Regions from separate parts of the Homo sapiens genome. Here region 1 is linked to region 2. The links are chromatin contacts, found by Hi-C or POLR2A ChIA-PET in ENCODE. All regions are on one chromosome and are shown on one strand. Each heading gives the region's core, a stretch centred on a gene start or an enhancer-like site at or near the end of the contact. The rest is flanking DNA. Distances are from core to core; before and after follow the strand shown. Region 1 holds the start of PSMB2 (proteasome 20S subunit beta 2). Region 2 holds the start of CLSPN (claspin).

The links. A loop is a pair of places that touch in the nucleus more often than their neighbours do. ChIA-PET counts read pairs that join two places held with the same protein, here RNA polymerase II (POLR2A). Pooled maps may share reads with other maps.
Region 1: a loop to region 2 is called in a map of B cell, with 13 times the contacts of the local background. The contact joins the promoter of PSMB2 here to the promoter of CLSPN in region 2. A Hi-C loop is called at or near these places in 19 of 168 maps with a recorded cell type or tissue (B cell, CD4-positive, alpha-beta T cell, CD4-positive, alpha-beta memory T cell and 14 more), 32 of 37 single-sample maps with no recorded cell type and 28 of 50 pooled maps. POLR2A ChIA-PET finds 5 or more read pairs at or near these places in 16 of 52 experiments (A549, A673, CD8-positive, alpha-beta memory T cell and 11 more).

The regions. Positions count from the first base shown.
Region 1 is chr1:35,639,972-35,643,972 of GRCh38, reverse strand. It overlaps PSMB2 (proteasome 20S subunit beta 2), which reads left to right and starts at 2,447. Exons shown (of 6, transcript NM_002794.5): 1 at 2,447-2,631. The coding sequence starts at 2,541. RefSeq lists enhancers at 1,542-2,506, 2,259-2,718, 2,507-3,472.
Region 2 is chr1:35,767,778-35,771,734 of GRCh38, reverse strand. CLSPN (claspin) reads left to right here and starts at 1,757. Exons shown (of 25, transcript NM_022111.4): 1 at 1,757-1,888. The coding sequence starts at 1,865. It overlaps CLSPN-DT (CLSPN divergent transcript), which reads right to left and starts at 1,640. Exons shown (of 3, transcript NR_199050.1): 1 at 1,487-1,640. RefSeq lists a silencer at 1,915-2,144.

The DNA.
Region 1 (4,001 bases), core at 1,198-3,697, 130 kb after region 2:
TATTTACAGGTATTCCATTCATATTCAAATATTCATAGTTAAACAAAATGGCATCAGGCTACATATAAAAAAGCATTTTTACTTTCACTTAATGTATCTTGGGCCATGGAATATATAGGTATATTTAGATTCATCTCATTCTTTTTATGGGTGCACAATATTCCACTATGACTGTACTACATTTTTTTTTTTTTTGAGACAGAGTTTTGCCCTTGTTGCCCAGGCTGGAGTGCAGTGGCACGATCTCAGCTCACTGTAACCTCTGTCTCCCAGGTTCAAGCGATTCTCCTGCCTCAACCTCTTGAAGTGGCTGGGATTACAGGCGCCTGCCACCTCGCCCGGCTAATTTTTTGTATTTAGTAGAGACCGGGTTTCACCATGTTGGTCAGGCTGGTCTCGAACTCCTCACCTCACGTGATCCACCTACCTTGGCCTTCCAAAGTGATGGGATTACAGGCATGAGCCACCACACCCGGCCCAACAATGTCTCCACTTTTAGACACGTAAGTTGGTCCTCTTTTGTGTTGTAGTGCTGCAACACTAAATATCTCTCTCTCTTTTTTTTTTTTTTTTGAGAGAGAGTCTTGCTCTGTTGCCCAGGCTGGAGTGTAATGGTGTGATCTTGGCTCACTGCAACCTCTGCCTCCCGGGTTCAAGCGATTCTCTTGCCTTGGCCTCCCCAGTAGCTGGGATTACAGGTGCCGCACCACCACGCCCAGCTAATTTTGGTATTTTTAGTAGAGACGGGGTTTCATCATGTTGGCCAGGCTGGTCTCGAACTCCTGAACTCGTGATCCGCTCGTCTTGGCCTCCCAAAGTGCTAGGATTACTGGCGTGAGCCACTGCCCCTGGCAACACTGAGTATCTCGGTACACAAATATTTGGACTGTGTGTCCAAACATTTCTTTTGGACATATTCAAAAGGTTATGCATATTTAACAGATATTAAAATTGTTCTCTATAAAAAGGTTGTACAACTTAGAACCTTACCCCCAATTTATACTTTCTCATTGTTTCTTATTTCCCATTTTCCTAATTACCATCAAGGTTGAGGATCTTTTCATGTTTATTGGCCATTCGTGTTGCTTCTTTTGTGAATTGTTTTTCTTAGTCTTTGGTCTTTTTTTATTTTTTATTTTTTTTTTTGAGATGGAGTCTCTCTGTTGCACAGGCTGGAGTGGAGGGGCGCTATCTCGGCTCACTGCAATCTCCGCCTCCTAGGTTCAAGCAATTCTCCTGCTTCAGCCTCCGGAGTAGTACAGGCGCCTGCCACCACGCCCAACTAATTTTTTGTATTTTTAGTAGGGACGGGGTTTCACCATATTGGCCAGGCTGTTCTCGAACTCCCGACCTCTTGATCCGCCCCCGTGCCCTGCCGGGTCTTTTAAAAATGGTATTGTCTCACCCGGCTCCCCTCCCATTGGTTTGTAGGAATATCTTTTAAGTTATAGATATTAACTTTTTCCTTTCTTCTGTCTATAAGGTCCAAAATAGTAACTATTTCTACAATTGAAACATTCCCAATTTACATTTACTGTTGAGCATGATAATGACTTTCACCACATAGAGACGTGTAATTTTAGGTAGTCAAATCTGTCAAGTCTTTTCTCATATTGCTTCTGGGTTCCCTGTCAAGCTTAGAAACACATCTCTTCCAAAAATTACAGAAATATTTTTCTACTTTTTCTTCCATGTTTGTATCTCTCTCCCTCTCTTTTTTTTTTTTTTTTTTTTTTTTTTTTTTTTTTTTTTTTTTTTGAGACGGAGTTTCGCTTTTGTTGCCCAGGCTGGAGTGCTCACCGCAACCTCCGCCTCCAGGGATCAAGCGATTCTCTGTCTCAGCCTCCAGAGTAGCTGGGATTACAGGCATGCGCCACCACGCCCAGCTAATTTTGTATTTTTAGTAGAGACGGGGTTTCTCCATATTGGTCAGGCTGGTCTCGAACTCCCAAGCTCAGGTGATCCGCCTGCCTTGGCCTCCCAAAGTGCTGGGATTACAGGCGTGAGCCACTGCGCCCGGCCATGCTTATATCTTTAATCCAACCATATACTATTTTTGTGAAGGATGGAAGTAAGGCTCCCCTCAAGTTAATTTTTCTCCAATCTGGCTTGCAGGAAAGGGGTTTCTGGGGAGATTTTACCGAGCAACGTAGGGAAACGGCTGCCTGGCTACCTACCCCTTTTTGACACCCACACGTGCTCGGCACCTTACATACACTGCGTGATTTTATCCTAAAGCCACTTTTAAAATCTTAGTGTGTAAACAGAGAAACTGGGCGTCACATAAGGCAAGTGACCTGCACAGCCTGCTCCGGAGGAGACCCGTACGATCCCAGAGACAAGCACTGAACATAAGGCACCCGGCGCCGCGCCCGCTTTGCAACCTCTCGCGACAGTTGTACGTCATCCGAGAGCGCCGTGGAAGTCGTGCTGCAGGCGTCGCGCCAATCTTCGCTCTGAGGTGCTGTCTCACCGGTGAGACCTGGAAGCGGGCGAGTCTCGTGCTGTGTCGGACCTGCAGCCCCTGGCCTTCCGCCACCATGGAGTACCTCATCGGTATCCAAGGCCCCGACTATGTTCTTGTCGCCTCCGACCGGGTGGCCGCCAGCAATATTGTCCAGATGAAGGACGGTGAGAGGAAGCAGGGGAGGCCCGGCCAGGCCTGGGGTGTAGGAGCGGCCAGAAGGAGTTTGTCGGGGGTTGAATAAGTACCAGGGAGGATCTGAGAGATGGAAGCCGGCCTGCCCTGCCCGTACTTATTTTATTTATTTATTTATTTTTTCGAGAGGGGTTTCGCTCTTGTTGTCCAGGCCGGAGTGCAATGGCGCGATCTCGGCTTAGCACAGTCTTTGTCTCCCGGGTTCAAGCGATTCTCGTGCCTCAGCCTCCCGAGTAGCTGGGAACAGATATGCGCCACCACGCCTGGCTAATTTTTGTATTATTAGTAGAGATGTGGATTTCTCCATATTGGTCAGGCTGGTCTCGAACTCCCGACCTCAGGAGATCCGCCCGTCTCGGCCTTCCAAAGTGCTGGGATTACAGGCGAAACAGGCAGACAGGTCTGGGACCTTGGCATTTGCTCCTCCAGGGCTCCTGGGTCAGTGCTCTGCTCTGGCCTTCGCTAAATGCTTCTTGCTTGGTGAGAGTTGCCTAAAGGGAATCAGTTTATAAATGTTTAAGCGCCTGCCCAGAGCCTGGCTCTCTAGATCCCCGAATCTCTGATAAGTTTCCTGGTGTCGCTAGTAATGAGGTTAGTTTGTTGGCGGCATAAGGTGGGATCCTGAGGAGAGTGAGACTGTGGGACTGGCTCTCTAGATCCCCGAATCTCTGATAAGTTTCCTGGTGTCGCTAGTAATGAGGTTAGTTTGTTGGCGGCATAAGGTGGGATCCTGGGGAGAGTGAGACTGTGGGACCAGAAGCTTGGCATTTTCCTTCTTCCCGTGGCTCCCGATTCTTCTTTTCCAGTTTTCCAGAGCAATGGCTGCCAGGTTTTCCTTATATTTAAGTAGTTAATGGAGTTAAGAGATTGGAGCCCTGTCATTTATTTGCCTTATGAGTTTGTATAAGTTATTTTGCAGTGCCCAGATTTCCTCATCTTTAAGATTAGCAATACCAAACTCACAAACTTGTCGGGAGGATTTAGTAAATGAGTTATGTGCAAATCCTTAGCACTAGGCAGGTACTTAATAATACTAAGTGTACGTAGGTGCCCAAACATATTTGTCAAATGACCATTAAGTCATCTGAACCAAAGCTTAATACTTTTTCAACAGTAGCACGTCTTTGATCAGTTAAGGAAAACAAACTTAGATTCTGCAGAAAAACAACCAAAATCTTCTTAAAATTATGTATTGAGTAATTTAGTATAGATAGTATAGTATAGTATAGTATAGTATAGTATAGTATAGTATATTATAGTACTTAGGGGCAAAATGTCTGGACTCACTGCATAGGTTGAACCCAGGTTCTGCCACTTGTGACCTTAAGCAAATTTCTCTAAC
Region 2 (3,957 bases), core at 508-3,007:
CTGACCTTTCTTTCCTGGTGGCCTCTCATCTCCTTACAGTAACCTTATAAGGTGTCTTTACAGGGGCCTGACCCAACCAGAAGGGCAAGGGAGCTGGGATAATACAGTCTAGAGAGGTCAGCCTTGCCTTGACACACACCAGGGTAAAGGAAGGACAGAGAATTGACCTGGAGAGGCAAAAAATAATGGCCAGCACAGTGGCAAAACTGGGATTAGAATTGTCTGGGATAGGCCAGGTGCGGTGACTCACACCTGTAATCCCAGCACTTTGGGAGGCTGAGACGGGCGGATCACGAGGTCAGGAGTTCAAGATCAGCCTGGCCAAAATGGTGAAATCTTGTCTCTACTAAAGTTACAAAAAATTATCTGAGCGTGGTGGCACATGCCTATAATCCTAGCTACTCAGGAGGCTGAGGCAGGAGAATCGCTTGAACCCGGGAGGCGGAGGTTGCAGTGAGCCGAGATCACGCCATTGCACCCAGCCATGGTGACAGGGAGAGACTCTGTCTCAACAAAAAAAAAAAAAAAAAAAAAAGAACTGTGTCTGGGATAAACCTGATTTCAGAGCTTCAATTCTTTTTCCAGCCTTGTTTAAAGGTAGAATGCCCTCTAGGAGTGATGAGTGCTTTCTACATCCTCAAATTAACTCTACAGAGAATTATAAAGATTATCCAACCATATTCTTTGGTATCTGAGCAGCCCACAAAACTTTTTTCTTTAGAGACAAGGTCTCCCTCTATCGCCTACGCTGAAGTGCAGTGGTGCGATCATAACTCACTCTAACCTCAAACTCCTGGACTCAAGCCATCCTCCCACCTCGGCCTCCCAAAGCGTTGAGATTACAAGCGTGAGCCATGGAGCCCGGCCCTCTTTAAAAAATAAAAGTGGGCCGGGCACAGTGGCTCACGCCTGTGAGGGGTATGAGGCCTCCCAGCACTTTGGGAGGCCGAGGCGAGGATCATTTGAGATCAGGAGTTCGAGACCAGCCTGGCCAACATGGTGAAACCCCGTCTCTACTAAAAATACAAAAATTAGCCAGGGGTTGGTGGCGGGTGCCTGTAATCCTAGCTACTCAGGAGGCTGAGGCACGAGAATCGCTTGAACCCGGGAGGCGGAGGTTGCAGTGAGCCGAGATCGCGCCACTGCATTTCATCCTGGCTAACAGAGGGAGACTCCATCTCAAAAAAAAAAAAAGTGTGTGTGTATACACATACATGTGTATGTGTATATATGTGTATGTATATATGTGTGTACATATGTGTGTGTGTGTGTATATATATATATATATATATATATATATATATATATATATATTCAGTGGTAAGTGTCATGTACAAGAGGCACACAGGATCTAGCTGCTCCAGAAATGAAGTCAGTGGAGAAAATCCCCACGGGAACCTTGGAATTCCTCTAAAAAGTTCAGGTACAGGACACTCCCAGGTGCCCAGGAACCGTTTCCCAGCTCACTTCCCCCCGAAAGACTCACCCCTCCAATCGCACTCGATGCTTTGGCAAGTGTCAAAGGTCAAAGACCACGGCTCGCCTGGTACCGACTGCCCCGCCCCCGTGCACCTCCAGCTCCCCCAGGCTCCGCTACCAGCAGCTGCGACCCGCCAACTCAGCCTGGGTAATAGGAGATTGGGCGGCCAGAGGCGCTGCGTGATTGGTGGGTCGGAAGGGGGCGGGGACTCGCTGGAAAGCCCCCTCTGGATTGGTGCAAACCATCTGGGTGGGACCTCCACTCTGGCTGGGCGGGAAAGCAAGAACAGCACTGCTGGGCTGGAGACGGCGGGAGCCGCTGCTCTCCGGCTGAGGGAATCAGAGACAGCTCCGTCCCTAGTGGAGCGCAGGGGAGGCAGAAGTCATGACAGGCGAGGTGGGTTCTGAGGTGAGTTTATGCACACGCCCCCCACGGGGGCTTAGAAGGCCGGGCACCGAGAGGTTAGGTGGGGCCGGGGTAGACCCCGCTGACCCGAGGCGCCCGGGCGGGAGGACTGCGGCTCCCGGCGTTCGCCGCGCCGGCTCCCGCGGCCTCGAGACTCGGCCGGGATGGGTTCCGACCGGGCATCCCGTCCCGCCGCCGGGCTTCCCGCGCTTCGGGCTCCGTGGCCGGAGAGCTCCAGGTCTCTGCGGCGCGCACTGCCGGCAGCCCAGCCCCTCTTCAGCCGGTTCCTGCCGCCAGCCCTCCCCTTTGGCGCGTTTCCTGTCGCGGAAGCTCCTCCCCTCAGGGTGCTCTGAAAGCCGGGAGGCTCTAGCCGAACCCGGCCGCAGCGGTGCGGGGGGATTCTCCGCAGAGAGAGGGCGAGCGAGGGTGTTAGGGAGTTCCACACTGGGCCTGGGAGGGGCCCTGGAGGTCATCGCGCGCAGGCCCTTTGCGTTTTCCGACCGGGCCCCGAGTGGGGAAGTCACCGCTGGGGCTCCTGGCTGGTGGCTGGCAGCTCCCTGGCGAAATTGGGCATAGAAAACAGATGTTTCCAGAGCTGTGTCCTTTCTGGGCCGGATTCGGGCAAGGCACTCCCGCCTTAGGAGCAAAATTTAAAGGGGCGCCAAAACCCTCAATCAAACTCATATTTTAATGCAATATTTTTAAAAAACCAAAATTAATGCAAAAACTTTTTATGATTTGATATTGAACAAAATATCAGACGTTTAAACAAAGACGAGATCCGACCAGTCATTTGCACGACCTTGCCTCAATCACCTCACCCTAATTCCATCCCTGTTTCCAATAAACTTTATTTACAAAAGCGGGCATATTATTTACCTCATGAGCTGTAGATTATTGATTTAATTTTTTAAAAAATATTGCATTAATGTTATTCATTTTGATTACTGAATTTTTTGAGACCTCACCCCACCCTGTTACTGGCCCTGCCCTTTGACGTTGCTGCAAATTGCCTAGAAGATAATCGTCATTCAAAGCAGCCCTATTCCTTGAGCTGTCTGGTTACCTAAATTCGGTTTCCACACTCACAAACAGAAGTAATAGTTTTACTGCTTTGGATTGTTGAGAGGATCATCAGTGCATACATATTAATTCTCAGCAATCCCAGCACTTCGGGAGGCTAAGGCCGGCAGATTGCTTGAGCTCAAGAGTTCGAAACCAGCCTGCATAGAAAACATGGCAAAACCCCGCCTCTACAAAAAAAAAAAAATTAGCCGGGCGTCGCCTGTGGTCCCAGCTACTCGGTCCCAGCTACTCGGGTGGCTGAGGTGAGAGAATCCTTTGGGCCTGGGAGGTCAAGGCTGCAGTGAGCCATGATCCTGCCACTGCACTCCAGCCTAGGTGACAGAGTGAGACACTGTATCAAAAAAAAAAAAAATTTGTACCTTGCATTCAAATCAATTTAATAATTTTTTTTTTTTTGAGACGGAGTCTCGCTCTGTTGCCCAGACTGGAGTGCAGTGGCACAATCTCGGCTCACTGCAACTTCTGTCTCCTGGATTCAAGCGATTCTCCTGCCCCAGCCTCCTGAGCAGCTGGGACTACAGGCACACACCACCACGCCCAGCTAATTTTTGTATTTTTAGTAGATACGGGGTTTTACTGTATTGGCCAGGCTAGTCTCGAACTCCTGACCTTGTGATCCACCCACCTCGGCCTCCCAAAGTGCTGGGATTACAGGCGTGAGCCACCATGCCTGACCAATTTAATAATTTTTTGAGAAACCACTCAGCTGAGGCCTTGTGCCCTGTTACATTACTGATGTTCATATTTCTCCCTTTATTAATAAGTTGATTCAGAGCCCTGAGAACACTAAGGAGGTAGACTTGGCATCTAGGGTTAGCTTTAAGGTCACTAACTGATCAAGTCACCTAACACACCCCTCCTCCTTAGGTTTTTATTTGCGACTTTTTAAACTGTCTTATTTAGAAATTTTCAAACCTATACAACCGTAGAAAGGATGGTATAATGAACCCATCACCTTACTTCAACTACAGTTTGAATATCTCTCG